Linked DNA regions of Mus musculus: region 2 is linked to region 1. The links are chromatin loops, found by intact Hi-C in ENCODE. Cell type or tissue: heart. All regions are shown on one strand.

The links. Peaks named below come from ENCODE experiments on the same cell type or tissue, not always from the same donor. Only the 100,000 strongest peaks of a DNase experiment are listed, where the experiment ranks them.
Region 2: a loop joins it to region 1, with 2.8 times the contacts of the local background. A loop is called at or near these places in 4 of 42 quality-filtered maps.

What each region holds. Positions count from the first base shown.
Region 1 is chr10:77,874,751-77,882,750 of GRCm38, forward strand. It overlaps Tspear (thrombospondin type laminin G domain and EAR repeats), which reads left to right. Exons shown (of 12, transcript NM_001287074.1): 9 at 135-364; 10 at 6,312-6,499. Among named protein-coding and RNA genes, the nearest start is that of 1700009J07Rik, 15 kb to the right of the region's middle. In heart, a CTCF peak has its summit at 4,475 (motif pointing left); no DNase peak of the experiment used is centred here.
Region 2 is chr10:77,706,163-77,714,162 of GRCm38, forward strand. The region is part of intron 1 of Tspear (thrombospondin type laminin G domain and EAR repeats); the gene reads left to right. It overlaps Gm10272 (predicted gene 10272), which reads left to right and starts at 427. Exons shown (of 1, transcript NM_001384208.1): 1 at 427-824. The coding sequence starts at 464. The coding sequence ends at 796. It overlaps Gm10024 (predicted gene 10024), which reads left to right and starts at 5,284. Exons shown (of 1, transcript NM_001081452.2): 1 at 5,284-5,847. The coding sequence starts at 5,295. The coding sequence ends at 5,654. In heart, CTCF peaks have their summits at 1,269 (motif pointing right) and 3,871 (motif pointing right); no DNase peak of the experiment used is centred here.

The DNA of each region.
Region 1 (8,000 bases):
GAGATTGCCTGAGGGGTGCAGTAAGGGAGGGACTTGGGGATACAAGGAATGGGCACAGTAGCTGTCTGTGTCCTGCAAGCAGCTGTGAACCCCAGGGGACAGCGCCCCTCCCCCAGCTCTGACCTTGGTTCCAGGGGACAACCACAACATCGACAGCATGGTCTACAGGTGGAACCCCAGCAGCCAGCTCTTTGAAGCCAATCAGTCCATTGCCACGTCGGGTGCCTACGACTGGGAGTTCTTCACCGTGGGGCCTTACTCCTTCCTGGTGGTGGCCAACACCTTCAATGGCACTTCCACCCAGGTGCATTCCCACCTGTACATCTGGCTGGTCGGGGCTTTCCAGCTCTTCCAGTCGTTCCTGGTAAGGAGCCTGGGTTCTCAACTGCACAGTGCCATGGACCCCATGTGTTGTGTGTGATGTGTTTATATAAAGATAAAGAGAAGGGGGAATATGTTCTATGAAGCTGTGGTGAGATCTATACTAGATAGCAGAACCCTGAGCCTTAGGGCCGGCTGATTCCGTGCTGCACAGGAGAGCAGCCCCAAGAGTGACTCTGCTGAAGGAGGGGGAGGGACACAGCTGGAACAGTAGCAGAGGGCAGGGTGCAGAGGCAGAGACAGCTGGAAGCCACTAGCCCCCGGGAATCACCAAAGACACATAGAGGAGGGACTGGCTCAGCCCTGCTGGAGCTACAGGCTACCCTTATAAGCAGCACACCTCCCCCCCCCCCAAACTTCTCAGAACCCACAGAAGTCCACTTTCATGCTTTGCCAATGTCTTTCTTCCTTTGCTTAAATTCTTTCAGCCCTGGAGATGCCTTAATACATTCACTGTTTGCCTTTTTGCAATGTCATGAAACACGAGCTTTGAAGCAAACGAGACTGCATACCCTGTACATACCTGCAAGCTGTGGGGGATACACACCCACCTCTGCAGGGCGTGCCTTTCTGGAAGGGTCTGTGGGGCAGGGACTCAAACCTGGCAAGCTCCCATCCGTAGAGCAGGCACTCCCAGGGCACCATGGCTAAGTGCACAGTGGTTCAAAGGGAGACTCCAGGCATCAGGAATCTTAAAGCCTAGGGCCAGGGTCAGAGCAGAGACTGACTGCCACTGTGGAGTGGAGTGGTGCAGACAGAGACTCTTGAAAGGTGCTTTTCTTAGCCACACCCTCCAGGGTTTCAAGCGTTCCAGTAGAAATGCCAGAGACTTACTCTTAGAGCAGAGACTTCCATGATGGGGCCCTTGGTCCACTGCTCCAGCAGAATACCTGAGGCAGGGTGATTTGTAAGCAAAGGAAGTTTATTTGGCTCACTGGTCCAGAGGCGGGAAGCTTGAGGGCATATAGCCTTGGAATGAACAAAGTGCGTCCCTCCCTCCCTCCTAGGAGCTTACAGACATCCATACTGCCATTTCATACCAAGGATCCTAAAGAGCAAAGGGCAGACCCTCCCCATCACCAGGTGTTTACACCGGACATCAGAGCTCCAACCAGTGACAGTGTCCGGCCTTTTGCCCCAGATTGCGGGTCCCAAGGTGGTGATAGCAAGGCCAGGGCCAGCTTCCCATTCACCTGCCTGGATGGTTCTAGAGTGGGCCTTGAAATCAAAGTGTGCTCTGGGGACCAGACCAGGCTATGTGTCAGCAATAGATAGCTCGTGTAGCACACACAGGCCTTGGGTTCAAACCTTGGCTCTGAAAAAAAAATCACTCCACCACCAAGTAGAAAGCACACAGACCAGTCACGCAGCCTCAGAACCAGCTCTGGGCACCACGCAGGTGGGAATTTGCTTCTGAGGTTACTAAAGACTTTGATCTTGCAGCTGCCAGTGTTCTGTGGTTTGGGAGGCGTCAGTAAGGTTTGTGGGAGCAGGGCAGAGACATCAGCAGCTACCTGGTTCGCAGGAGTAGGTAATGACCTCATCAGATATGATGTCAGAATAACACTGAGTGAGTCCTGAAGGTCAGGACTGTTGCTCGCAGATACTTGCATGTGCAAGAGTGTGTGTTGCATGAACACATGTCCCCAGCATGACCACCCTTGGGGCCTGGCCATAAGGATGCCTCGCTGCCTTAGTTTCCTGGTCTGTGACATAGGTATGGTCAGAAAGCATCCCTCTCAGGCCACCAGCACTTGGGCGGCCCTTGGATGCTTCTGCTCTGGGCTATGTAAAGACCACAGCATACCCGTGACTTCTGCATTTACCCAGACAGAAACTGGCCCTGACCTTTGCTGGTTGAGAAGGCACCAGATATGGGGGAGACCTCTGTGGTCAGGCAAGAGCACATAGGGGGTCATCGGGAGTTGGTTAGGTAGTGCGCTGTGCACAGGGACCTCAGGAGTGCATCTCCTGGCAACCTTGGGTGCCTACTTGGCCTGAGTGCCCACTGTGAGGGGCCTCTGATTGACTGTCCTCCCTGGCAGCTGAGGCAGCCCTGGCTGTGAATTCTCCTTCCCTCCTCTCCTGGCACTCCTAGACCACAAAAACATCCTCATTCTCTCCATCCCCCCAGCCCCATCAAAGCCAGGCCCAGTCTTTTTTGCCCGGCTACTAATCCATTGATGGCAGCCTTTGTATCCTACCCACCCTAATGGGAGCTGTGGGATGCCAGGTGTTCCTGGCAGCAGCTCCTGGAAGTGCCATTATCCTGCCAAGGTACTCTGGTGGCACACACCCAAATGCTTGGACAGCAGGCAGCTCTCTGGGGGGAATTCCTCTAAGAGAGAGGGAAGGCATTCTAGCCCAGAGGGTATCTGACTGTCTGGGCTCCAGCACCAGGAGCAATCTAAGCTACAGCGCCCGATCTAGCCTGTGGCTGCCCTTTCACCTTTGAGTGGGAGGGGCTTGTAGTGGGGGTAGTGAGAACTTGGGGCCTGGAGGGGGTGGTCTGGTAGCTGGCCCTGGGAATCCTTGCAGCCAGTGACTAGTTAGCTGTGAGCCAGCCACCTGGCCAGCTAAGGGTTCCGAGATTGAGTTGACTGGGTCCCTGCAGGTCTCCACCAGTCCCTGTCAGACACTCCCAAGGAACCATGGACAACGTGAATCTTAGATAAATGAAAAGAAATTTTTTATAGGATTATATCCCAACTATTGTGAGGGATAAAGGGAGAATAGAATATCATTTCTCAAGTACTTGATATTGGGGGTTACCCACATTTTCTAAGTCAGCACCCTGGCCCTGGCCCACCTGGCTCAAAGAGAGGACAGGAGCTTGAGCTGCCTCTGAGCCCCACCTACCTGAGCACACAGCAGGCTTTGTGTCTCTCTTAGGGACACAGCAGGCTCTCCAAGAGGTGACTGAAGCCCCTGACCCAGCACCTGCCCAGTGGGGTGAGCCTCACATACCCCATGAGGAAGGACTCCTGACATACATTAGCTTCTGCCCTTTCTGTGCCCCAAAGCTGTCTCTGTCTCCCCATGGGCTCTCCATAGTGGCTTCCTTCACCTCTGCTCCCCACATGCTCCTGGTGTCCCTTTAGTTTTGCTTTCCTGAAACCCTTTCCGGCCTTCCCACCCACTGACTCCCTCTTCTTCCCCTACACTTCGGCCACTCTTCTGCACTGCCAAAGCTCCACCCCCAGCTCTGGGCTTCTGAGTGGCAGGAAAGACACTTAGCTGCTCCCTGGGGCTGGCCTGGCCCCAGCAGGAAGGTGACACCTCTCACACAGGTCCAGGAGAGCCTCCTGCTACCTTGGGGTGGCACAGAACAGCCATGACCAGGACTTCCTGTGCAACCTTCAGGCCCCATTACTGCAGGTGAGCAGACAGCAAGCAGTTCAGAGCTGAAAAGGAAGCCTTGGTGATCCTGAGGGAGATGCATACTGCATGGGTGTGTATATACATTCACACAGGCACCTGCCTATACACATGTTCAGACACACACTTTCAGGTGTGCGCATACATTTGTGTCTGTGCACACAGACATTGTGTATGTGTCATACACGTGTGTGGACATATTCCTGTGTATGTGCACACACAGATTCCTGTGCATATACATACATGTACACATGTGCTGTGAGCATGAGAGTGCACCTGTGTGTTTGTGAGTGTGTATGCCTGCAGGGATGTAACATGTATGTCATCGGCAGGGACTATTTTCTCAGCACTTAACTTACAAGAAACAATATGGTGGCATTCAGGGCACTACCTGTGTTCTGCCCTGCTTGGGTGGGGGTCTGGCAGTCTGAAGGTGCTGCGGGTTAACTGGAGTAGTCCTGGGACTGGTCCCAACAGTTGGACACAGCCCTGTGAGAAGGTAGGCTGATCCAGAAAGTCTCCGCCCTGCCCCAGGCTTTGTGACCCAGGGCTCCTGGACCTCTTGTCCTCCAGAGTCTCATCCCTCAGGTGAATCTTATGCCTCGCAGGCGTCTCAAGCTCATTCTGGATCAGTCTCCCAGCTGCCTCCTCTTTGGATTCCCAGCTGGTTCTTGCCCCACTACCTGGGCAGCTGAGCTCAGCGGGTATTGGCGCCCTCTGTTGTCTGTGGAGAGAATGCTGTTACGTTCTGCTGGCCTGCCAGACTGTGAACATCCAAGGAATAAGGCCTCTTGGGTAGTGTGCAGACAAGGAGTTAACTGACCTATACTGAGGGCAGGTTTAATAATAATAATAATAATAATAATAACAATAATAATAATAATAACCTCCAGAGGAAGGCTGTGAAGATGATTCAGTAGGTAAAGTGCTTATCTACCAATTGGTCCCTAGAACCCTGGTTAAAAAGTTAGGAGTAAGCAGGCCAGCGGTGGCGCGTGCCTTTCATCCCAGCACTGGGAGGCAGAGGCAGAGGGATCTCTGAGTTTGAGGACATCCTGGTCTGCAGAGTGAGTTCCAGGACAGCCAGGGCTACATAGAGAAACCCTGTCTTGAAAACAATAACAACAACAGTTAGGCATGTAGTAAGTAAACAAATGCTTGTAATCTTAAATTCTAGAGAGACAGAGAAGAGCGATCTCTGGGGCTGACCGATAGCTTAATTGATGAACCCCAAGTCCTACAGAGAGATCCTCTCTCAGAAAATAACAAAGCAAATGGTTACTGGGTGATACTACTTGAGGTCGACCTCTGACCTCCACACACACGTGCACACATATGTATGTATACCTGCACATATGAACACACACATGGAAATCCCAGAGCCATTTCCTACACTGGCTGTGCAAGATGCCCTTCAAGCAGGAGACTTCTCTGCTCAGTTGAAGCAAGGGCATGTGACTGACTTGTCTGGAGCACAATCTACAGCATGGCTCACTCTGTACCCAGCTAGGACAACCTGGATCAGCCCCAGGATAGCCTGCCTTGCTCAGAGAAGCAGCTGCTGGCTGTGTGGCTTGAACATTCCTGTCCTGGGTTCAGGTCCCCATTGTTCACTGAGAATCCCAACAGATGCTGGCCCAAGGTGTTATCCTGAGACATAGGGGAATCACCTAATGAACATTCCAGCAGGAATCAACTGTACCCAAATGCAGGGTTCACCCCTGTCCCCATAGGACTTGTGTCACTGGCTAGTAGACATGATGATTCCTTATAGCAGTTGCATGTGCTGTTTTCACCCTCAGAGGAGAGTTGAGCTTCTAACAATTAGCTGTTGGTCCCATTGGCCTCTGGAAGTTAGGTTCTAGCTTTTGCTTTGCTGTGTCTATATTCTGCTTTTAGTTCCAAGCCTGAGTTCTGTGCCCTCCACCTTCCTCGCTCCTGGGCAGCCTTTCTGTTGAGGCCCTGAGACCATACGGTGGCAGCCTCGGCTCTCAGATGGACAGTAGTTCCTGATCTAGCTCTTCCTCTTGCCACAGGCTCCACCCCTCACCTCCACAAGGCAGCTTCTTCTCTTTGTGTAGCTCAGGGCAGAAGATATAGACTTGAGCAGGAGCTAAGACTGCAGAGCCCCTGGCTGTGGCTTGGGGTTCCTGACCACTGGTAGAGCACTATCCTCAACCTTAGACCCCCATACAGGCTAGCATGTTCCTCCCTATGTCCTGGCCTCCTGTCCCTCTGTCTTCTTAGGTAGTCACATACTTACTAGGGCTTTCCTAGTGACATTCCCTCTTGCTCAGGGCCTCCTCCTGGACCAGGATTGTGAATGTCTCCAGCCCACTCCTTCCACCACCTCACACCTCATGGGACTGAGTGACCTTTGGAGCAAACAGGCAGAGGAACTCTGTTTTGGAGTCTTGGTAAAAGGATGGCAGCCAGGTGGCTTCGGTGGAAGAGCTGGCTCTAGGTCACCGGGCATAGTGGTGATGATATTAGTGGCTTGGGATGGGAGCCATCCTCACCGGGCCTCCTCCACCGCTTTTCATTTGCTCCAGACATTCGGCGCCGCAGACTGGGAGGTCTTCCACATTGGCGAGAGGATCTTCCTTGCAGTGGCAAACAGTCACAGCTACGATGTGCAGATGCAGGCACAAAATGACTCCTATGTCCTCAGCTCTGTTATCTACGAGCTGAACATCACCGCTCAGACCTTTGTCAAGTTCCAGGACATCCCCACCTGCAGGTACCAACCAGGTGGTTGCAAGGGCAGAGTGAGTTGATGGGTGGGTGACACAGGAAAGGCCTGCCGGGGTCATCCCCAACTTCCTCCCAGGACACTTATCCAGAGCAGGTAGACATGATAATGAGGACCATCGCTGTGGCTGGCCCTGTATCTGTGGCTGCTTTCTTCTTTCAAGAAAAGCCTAGGGGCTGGAGAGATGGCTCAGGAGTTAAGAGGACTGACTGCTCTTCCGAAGGTCCTGAGTTCAAATCCCAGCAACCAAATGGTGGCTCACAACCATCCATAATAAGACCTGACACCCTCTTCTGGTGTGTCTGAAGACAGCTACAGTGTACTTACATATAATAAATAAATAAATAAATAAATCTTTTTTTTAAAAGAGAGAAAAGTCTAGCGATGTGAGTTCCCCAAGAGAAGGCCCAGCACCTCCACAAGGAGAAATGGTTTGTCTGTCATGACACACGCATGAGCATCAGGGAGGTCCAGGACCTCAGACAGGTGTCCCCTCCCACCATGCGCTGCTAGATCCTGACCCACCTGCTCTGCAGGGCCACCACCTCAGCACTGAGAAGGCAGAGTTGTCCCCGCCCTCGTGGCGTTCCTCTGGGAGGACTCTCACTACCTCTAAGAAAACCTCAGCTGCAGCTACACTGTCCCGACAGTGACAGCCGAGTCACAGGGTTGAGCTTCAGGCTAGACCCAGTGTGGTTACCAATCTAGAATGCAGCAGGAACTGGGCTCTTTATTCCTTAAGAGCTATTAGAGATATTCGCCACCCCTCCTGAGTGCCAGGTACTCCTCAGCCTGAGAGAGAAAATACTGAGGGAATTTAGACTCTTCCAAGAAAAGACTCTAAGGCCAACAGTCAAGTAAATGTAAGGTTGATAGCTGTCGCATCACAGGTCACACAGGTACTGTGTGTTCATGGGGATGCACGGCTATAAAGATGCAAGGGGGATCATGGCAAGGCAGCACACAGACTTCCTGGCTGTGGTCCAGGAAGGTAAGAAAGGGAGGAAGGGCTTCTACTTGGGCCCACTCTTTGATTGACAGGTACCCACAATGTTTAGTTTTGACAATCTCACATATATATTTTTTTAATATAAAAATAAAAATAACACCTGGGACAAAGAACAAAAAGAGGAAATAGTAATAATGTCCAGCCCAGCCCAGAACCAATCTCAACAGAGCTGCCTGTGGGGCTCTGGACCCAGTGGCCCTTGGAGGGAGTCATATTGCCATACCAGACTCCCACATCTGGAGCTGGGAGTCTGCTGAGAGTTAGGTTTAGAATAAAGCACCCAGTAGGCCTTTTGAAAGAAAGCAAGTGGAACAAGAAGGTGGGATTGGGAATCCACTTTAGAAGAGCTGAAGAGACAGCTCAGTGGTGAAGAGTGCTTGCTGCAATACCAGGGGACTCAGAATTCAGTTTCCAGGTCCTGCACGGGGCAGCACTGAATCCTCTGTAACTCCAGCTCCAGGTGGAATCTGATGACATGCC
Region 2 (8,000 bases), 170 kb before region 1:
TTTCACCTGCTTTTCAAGGATTTGGCTTGTCCCACCTGCCTTTCCTCAGGACATTGATGAATGAGGGCATGCACTGTGTTCAACCTCCTTTGTGTTGCAGAGCCTTCCAGAATCTGTGGTTGTGGGAGGACTGTCATCCTACAGGGAGTATATTTGGACTCTTGGATTTCTGGGAACTCAGGTAAAGAAATCTGAACTTCATTGGGCTTGGAATCCAGGTAGCACCAGGAGAAGATGGCTTGGGAGCCTAGATGTAGCAGCAGCTAGAGAACAGCGTTAGTCATGGAGTTGGGCAAACCAAACAAGAACATGAACAACAGCAACACTAGGCTGGAGGTCAGAGAAAATAACAAGGAAGACCAGCTGCATTCTGGGTATTTGGAACACTGAGCTGGGTATAAAAGCCACTTCAGGTAGGAGCTCCAGACATTCTCACCTTCTCCCAGACCAACCAGCCTCCACCATGTGTCACACCAGCTGCTCTTCAGGGTGCCAGCCATCTTGCTGTGTGTCCAGCCCCTGCCAGCCATCCTGCTGTGTGTCCAGCCCCTGCCAGTCAGCATGCTGCAGGCCTGCTATATGCATTCCTGTTAGATACCAAGTGACCTGCTGTGTGCCTGTGAGCTACAGGCCCACTGTGTGCATGGCCCCCTCCTGCCAGTCCTCTGTGTGTATGCCTGTGAGCTGCCGGCCTATCTGTGTGACCTCCTCCTGTCAGTCATCTGGATGCTGCCAGCCCTCCTGCCCCACCCTGGTCTGCAGACCTGTGACCTGCAGTACCCCCTCCTGCTGCTGACCAGTGTTTCCAAACCAGCTGCTGCCAGTGCAAATGGGACATGTTCATCCCCTCCCTCTGTGGTGGTGGTTCTGCACTTGAAACAGACTGGAAGCACACCTAGCTCACCCTGGCACTTGGGAGAGAACACAGATGAATAATACAGATACCTCTTTCCCTGCCCTTCTCTCAGGATGTCCTGGTTCCAGGGTCCTTCTCTTACTCCCTGTGCTAAATAAAGTGGCTTCTCTAGTCAGTTGTGCATGTCTCTCCTGGTTCCTGTCTGTCTTTCCTGGTGGCTTTGGCATCAGGAAGCATAGAAGATTAGTGGTTTCTATGATGCAGACTCACCATAGGAGGTTCCTTAGGAGGCAGCACGAAGTCATGGCTTGCCAGGAGGAGGGTGTGGCGTGTTTATGCCCCTGGCATCCCTGTGGCCTCTGGGATGGACTTGCTGTATCTCTTTGCAGTGTCTGCTCCTTCTTGCCTTCCCCTGCAGGGGGTGCCCATGCATAGTCCTAGAGTGTTTTATAAAAGGTTTTCTTTGTCCTCTGTGGATGCCTTGTGTCCCAAGTCACAGTGACTTTCTTCCTACTGGGCAGCTTTGAAATGTTTGAATTTCAGTCATATAGACTGTGGCTCCGAATCACCTCAGTACTGGGGAAATGTATGCTCATTTTCTTATTGTTGATCAATTACAATATGATGGACACACATCTAGTCACTTGCCTGTAAAGCAGCTAGAACACACGTCTCGTCAACTTCTTGGGGTGGCCCCTGTCGTAGCCACGTGTGCGTTGTTCTGGATCTTTTCAAGGCATGGTATGGGTCACTTATGTTTCTATTTCAGATCTTTTCAATGATTGGGTTAGTTTCTTTGTCCCTCTTTCTGGGACAACATATCCAGTGACTAGTACCTGAAGGAAGGGCATATTTTGGCTCACAGTTTGAGGGTATAACCGGTCAGAGTGGAAAGAGGGTGAGGTGGTAGCTCACATTGCATCTACAGTCAGGAAGCAAAGCGAGCATTGCATGTTGGTACTCAGCTAGCCTTCTCTGTTTTAGCACATTGGAATCACGACCCGTCAAACAGTGCTTGTGCTGACTATGTTTAGGGTGGGACTGTTCTCCTCAGTCAAATCTTTCTGGAAATACAATCATCAGTATGCCCAGAAGCACATTTCCATGGTGATTTTAAATCCCATTAACAGTAGAAGATGGTCGTTCAAGGCTATGTATAGCTTTGGGGATGGGTTTCCTCTGGGAAGTGTTGGTGACAGTCCGTCTCCATTGGCTGGCTCTATCCTCAATCTCTGCAGTCTCTTGTGACTGCTCCCTGTGATGTTCCTGAGACAGACAGACATGGATGTCTCCTCCTCTGCTGCACCCCATGATATCCTGCACCTGGTACTCTGGAGTTCCCACTCTTGGCTGCCTTGAGCTCCAAATGTTTCCTTTATTCCTCTCAGGCTGGCCATGAGACATGAGTTGTAAAAATTGTTTTACCCCTTAGCTGCCAGGGTTGTCAGGGTTCTCCTGTGCTGTGTGAATAAAACTAACTGCCCTGAACATGCAGTATATGCCATACACCTATGGTGTGTTTACATCCCAGTTACACACATACACATGCACACACATATACTCTTGTTCTCATACCCTTGTGCACATAAAAGAACACATGTGGAAAAGCTCATACATACACATGTGTGTACACTCACTCATACCCATATATCCAGGTGCTCGTACTTACACATTTCCATATCTGTGTGTCTTAGCATACTCATAAGCACACACACACACACAAACATACACACACATTCACACTTCTTTGCATGTTTGCATGCTTCTGCAGACACACAGCCACGCTTATTTCTGTACACTCATGCACCTTCACTCAAGCATGCCTGTGCATCATTCTGGTCTCTAATCTGAGAGTCTTATTTGTCTCTCTGCCGTTCAGAGGCACAGGCAGAGGTCCCACCAATTCTGCAGAGTTAGCTTCTCTCATCCCTGTGAGACAGTAAAGGATGAATCATTTAAAGGTACAGGATTTATCTTGGCTCATGTTCTCATTCTGGAACCTCTGATGTACAGTAAGATCTGGCCAGATCTTTATTGTTCCAGGATGGAGTGGTTGACTTCTCTTTAATGACATTGATCTCTCTGACAGCTATACCCTCTACAACCATGGCACTCTGATTGCCTCCCTTCTGGCCAGGCTGCATGGCTTCCCAACTGCTCTGCTTTTAGTTCTTGATTCTCACTGTAAATCTGTCTAAAAGCCCTCAGCAATGACCAGGCCACTGCATGAACTCTCTGTTGCCTTGAAATCTCTTCCACATGGTTAATTTAGCCACTGCTTATAAACTCAGCCTTGCGTAGCATTTCTGGACTCAGAGGAAATTCCCTTGTAGAATACCACATGGATGACCTCTGGTCCAGTGCCCAAGAGCATCATGAAACTTGATAAGCACATCTGTTGGCATTCTAGTCTTCTGAGTTCTCACCTGGGTGTCTCATTAGCTCTTTGTATAGCTTCTGAGAGTCATAAAGCCTATATGTCAAAACTCTTCACAACAGATCCAAACCAGTCAAAGGCCTAAGGAAACATAGTCAGGGTTAGTCACGACAGTGTCCCGACATTGCTGACTAATTTTCTGTATTAGTTATTTTTGCATGGCTGTGCTGAGTTACCCAGTAAAACAGCTTAAAGGATGAAAGAGGTTTTAGCTTTTGGATTCAGAGACTTCAATTCACTATGGGGAGGGGGGCAGAACAGTCACAATGGGCCGCAAAATAGAGATAAGAACACTTTTTTGTTTTGTTTTGGTTTTTGGTTTTCTGTTTTTTTTTTTTTTTTTTTTTTTTTTGGTTTTTTGGTGATAGGGTTTCTCTGTATAGCCCTGGCTGTCCTGGAACTCATTCAGTAGACCAGGCTGGCCTTGAACTCAGAAATTCGCTTGCCTCTGCCTCCTAAGTGCTGGGATTAAAGGTGTGCGCCACCATGCCCGGCTATAAGAACACTTTTAACTTATTAGTTTTCTTCTTTATTTTTTTTGTTAATCCTGGCCCACCAGAGGGAGCCACTCCATTCAAAGAGAGTCTAGACTCACAGTTAATCTTCCCTGGAAACATTCACAGACCTGTTAGAGATGTGCCTCCATGTCTTGGTGATTCTAAATCCATTCAAGTTGATAGTGAAGATGAATCTTCCTATGGTCCCTTCATAGCACCAGCCCTCAGGTCTCTCCTGACCTCCATCTGGTTGCTAGGATCTCACTGAGGGGACAGGCCGGTCCCTAGGAAGGGAGTTTGGAACAAGAGATCGCAGAAAAAGGATGAGAGTCTTAACACTCTGATCACTCAGGGGCAGGTATGATTTTCTTCAAAGCAGAGAGGACAGGTAAGGAGAATAGAAACCGAGAGTTTGGGTGGTGCTTCCATACCACCTGTAGGGCCTGTGGAGAGGAGACCCTTTGTAAATCTGGATAATCATGATGGAGTGTTGACCAGAATGACAGGTCTAATCCAGGCAGGGCCAGTGTTTGAGGGCCTGCAGAGGAGAGATCAGCAGCAAGCAGAGGAGACATGACTGAGGGGCTAGCAGGGCACAGCATCTCGGGGACTGGTGGCTTTCAGGGTCACTACAGGCCATCTGGCAGGGGCAGACCCGGGGTACAGGGTCCTTCCCACAGAACCACATGGGGGGGTCTGCAGCAGCAGGAGCAGCAGCAGTAGCAGCAAGCAAGCAACTCTCCCAACCTTAGGAGGGCAGCAGGCAGTGATGGAGCAACACAGAACCATAGGACAAGCAGGTGGCCCAAGGAGAGCAGTAGATGTGGCAAGGTAGCAGGGACTGGGGAGGCTTGGGTGGAGAAGAAATCAGGCCTTTAGTGTCATATGGTCACACATGGGCTTACAGTCATAGATACACATGTATGGTTATACAGACATTTACACTCACAAACACATGCACTAATTTTGAACCTCATGTGCATACTTACATGCACACACCCACCCTACACCCCCCCACACACACACAGAAAGAGAGGTGCCCTCTATGCCCTTGCTTCTGCCTGTTATCTGACTCCATCTGTGGATCATAAGAAGATACTTCCTGTATTCAGCCTCCCTTCAAACCCTTTCCTAACCCTATGAGAAGTGGGATCTTTGTGGGTATGTAAGGATTCTCACACAGGGAGAACTTCTGGACCCCTGGAACTTTGGGATCTCATATGCAGAAACAGGAAGTGATGGAACTTGGTAGACTCCAGATGGCCCCAGGGGAGATGGGAGCCCAGACTCAGCAGGGGCTGGAACAGGTATAATTAGCCATGAGGCTGAGGGCAAACAAATCATGTACACAGACAATAGCAAAGCTAACCTGGGAGGTCAGAGGAAGCAAACAAGGAATGCCAGATGCATTCTGGGTAATTGGAACACTGAGCTGGGTATAAAAGCCACCCTGGGAAGGAGCTTCAGACATCCTCACCTTCCTCCAAACCAGCCAGCCTCTACCATGTGTCACACCAGCTGCTCTTCAGGGTGCCAGCCATCCTGCTGTGTGTCCAGCCCCTGCCAGCCATCCTGCTGTGTGTCCAACCCCTGCCAGTCATCCTGCTGTGTGTCTAGTTCCTGCCAGTCAGCATGCTGCAGACCTGCTATATGCATTCCTGTTAGATACCAGGTAGCCTGCTGTGTGCCTGTAAGCTGCAGGCCCACTGTGTGCATGGCTCCCTCCTGCCAGTCCTCTGTGTGTATGCCTGTGAGCTGCCGGCCTGTCTGTGTGACCTCCTCCTGTCAGTCATCTGGAGGCTGCCAACCATCCTGTCCAACTGTAGTCTGCAGACCTGTGACCTGTAACCCCTCCTGCTGCTGACCAGTGTCTCTAAACAGGGGTTGCCATGATAGATGGGACATATCTATTCCCATCCATCTCTGTCCTCTGTGACTGAGGCAAGAGGCAAGTGGGCAAGCATGCCCATCCCACTGTGGAACTGGGTCGAGAACGCAGAAGAATGACTCCAGCATCCCCTTAATCCCTGTACCAAATAAAATGGCTTCTCTAATCAGCTCTGCATGTCTGTCCTGGTTCCTATCTCTCTTCTTAGTTGCTTGAGTATCTGAAAGCATGTAATATCAGTGCTGTCTATGGTCAAGCCTCTGTGCTTCTTCATTCACTGAAATGCAGGACAGAGGACATGGCCCAATAAAGTAGATATATGTGGTCATGTCTCTGTCCTGTCTGTCTGCCCTCAAGCCTCTGGCCCCGGTCACAGTCCCACTGTCTTTTGTGAGTCTCCATCCTGCCTCCCCGGCTCTTTTTCCAATAGTCCTGCAGCAGTGGATTCATAGATGTTAGTTAGTAGATTGTCCAGGGCTATATTTCCCTCTTCTCTTATGATGTCCTATGCAGTGTATCCTGGTGTCTTTCTCAAGCTGGATCTTGGTTCTATGACCAAAACCAGTCCCACCCACAACCTCTGTGGCACACCTACCCATTTGTTCTCGAATGATGAGCAGATCTAATAATCACTTCATGTCACTTCCAATATGGACACTGAACACATCATCCAAGTTTGACCCATGATTTGATGTAGCTGCTTCTAGAGTACTGCACACCCTGTTCAGGGTTTTCTGTGAATCAAGTGAGCTGTGTCCTATGCCTCAGACTGGTCCATTTGCATTGTTCAAAGTCATGGTGCCAATGTCCTGGGGTTTACACTCTCCCTCAGCAGGGGTGGTTGCAGCCTCCTGTCTCTCTCCAGTCTCCTACAGTCTTTTGAGCCCATTCCTCCTAGAACAGCAGGTGAGGGGTTCCCACACTCTGCTGAAGCTCTGCACGCTGTCCTATGCCAGTCCATATTCCTATGTGGAATGCTCACTGCTGCCCACCTTGCTGATGCATGGGTTGTAAGAGTCATTTTATAACCCAGATACCTAGGTGATCAAGGACACACTGTGTTGCTTAAATGAGATATCTGTATGAAACTACATAAGAGATAGAAGCAGTCACCATGGGCTAATAGTCTTGAACGTGCATACCCTGTTTCATGTGCACATTCGGACCAGTGCACACACAATTATACACACATACACTCTTATACCCACTCTCATGCACTCAGAATCACACAGTGAAATGCACCTCACACAGAGAAGCCTGCTAATGCATAGGTATTCAGGCACCCACAATCTTGCACATTTCTTTGCCTTCTTCATGGTAAGCATATGCGCGCGCGCGCACACACACACACACACACACACACACACACTCCCTCATACATATCCATGGCTTTTTCAATTTTTATTATATATTTTCTTCATTTACATTTCAAATACTATCCCAAAAGTCCCCTATACCCTCCCCCCACATATCCATGTTTCATAAAGCATCTATATATACCCACATACACTTGTGTGTTCTACACTCCACATGTGCGAATTCTGGTGTCTCATTGGAAGGTAAAACTAGACCCAGAGCCTGAGAAATGGATTCTTTTATAGTTAATAGTGTATGTCAACTTGACTAGATCTACAATCTATAAGAGACATCTCTGGGCATGCCTGTGAGTGATTATACTGGTTAGTGGAAGTGGGGAGGCCCACCCTAAGTGTCGGTGGCACCACCTCATGGGCTGGGGTCCTGAAGGAGAGCGCTGAGCAAGGCGTTCTTCCCTCTCTCTGCTTGATTGACAGTGCAGTGCAATGACTTCCTCCCCGTGGGTGACAGGCTTCATCTCGAACCCTAAGATGAAATAAAGCCTTAAATGATTCCTGTTGGCCATCTTGTCACAGCAATAAGAAAGTAACTATGAAAACGCCTGCAGCTGCTGACACTCATGTAGTCTGCAGGCCTGGCCAGCCCTTGTGCATTTATTTTTCTTACCGCTGTGACAAACATAGGAAAGGACAACTTGGTTCTTGTTCTCGTGCTGAGCCTTTGAAGGGTGGGGCCTGGCTGATTTCTTACAGCTGCAGTGCCACACAGCTTCCCTTTAACAATCACTTTCTCCTCAGACTCAGCATTCTTCCTGTTCCTGCTCTGGCCAAGCTGCCTAATTTCCACCTTCTGCTTTTCTTTATCTAAACCTTAATTCTTGTTGTATATCTGTCTAAAAGCAACCAGCAATAACCAGGTCCTAAGAGGCAGGTTCAGAACACGAGAAAGGGGAAAGTGGATGAGGACTGGATGTATTTATTCCTTTGGGCAGAGGTCTGGGTTTGT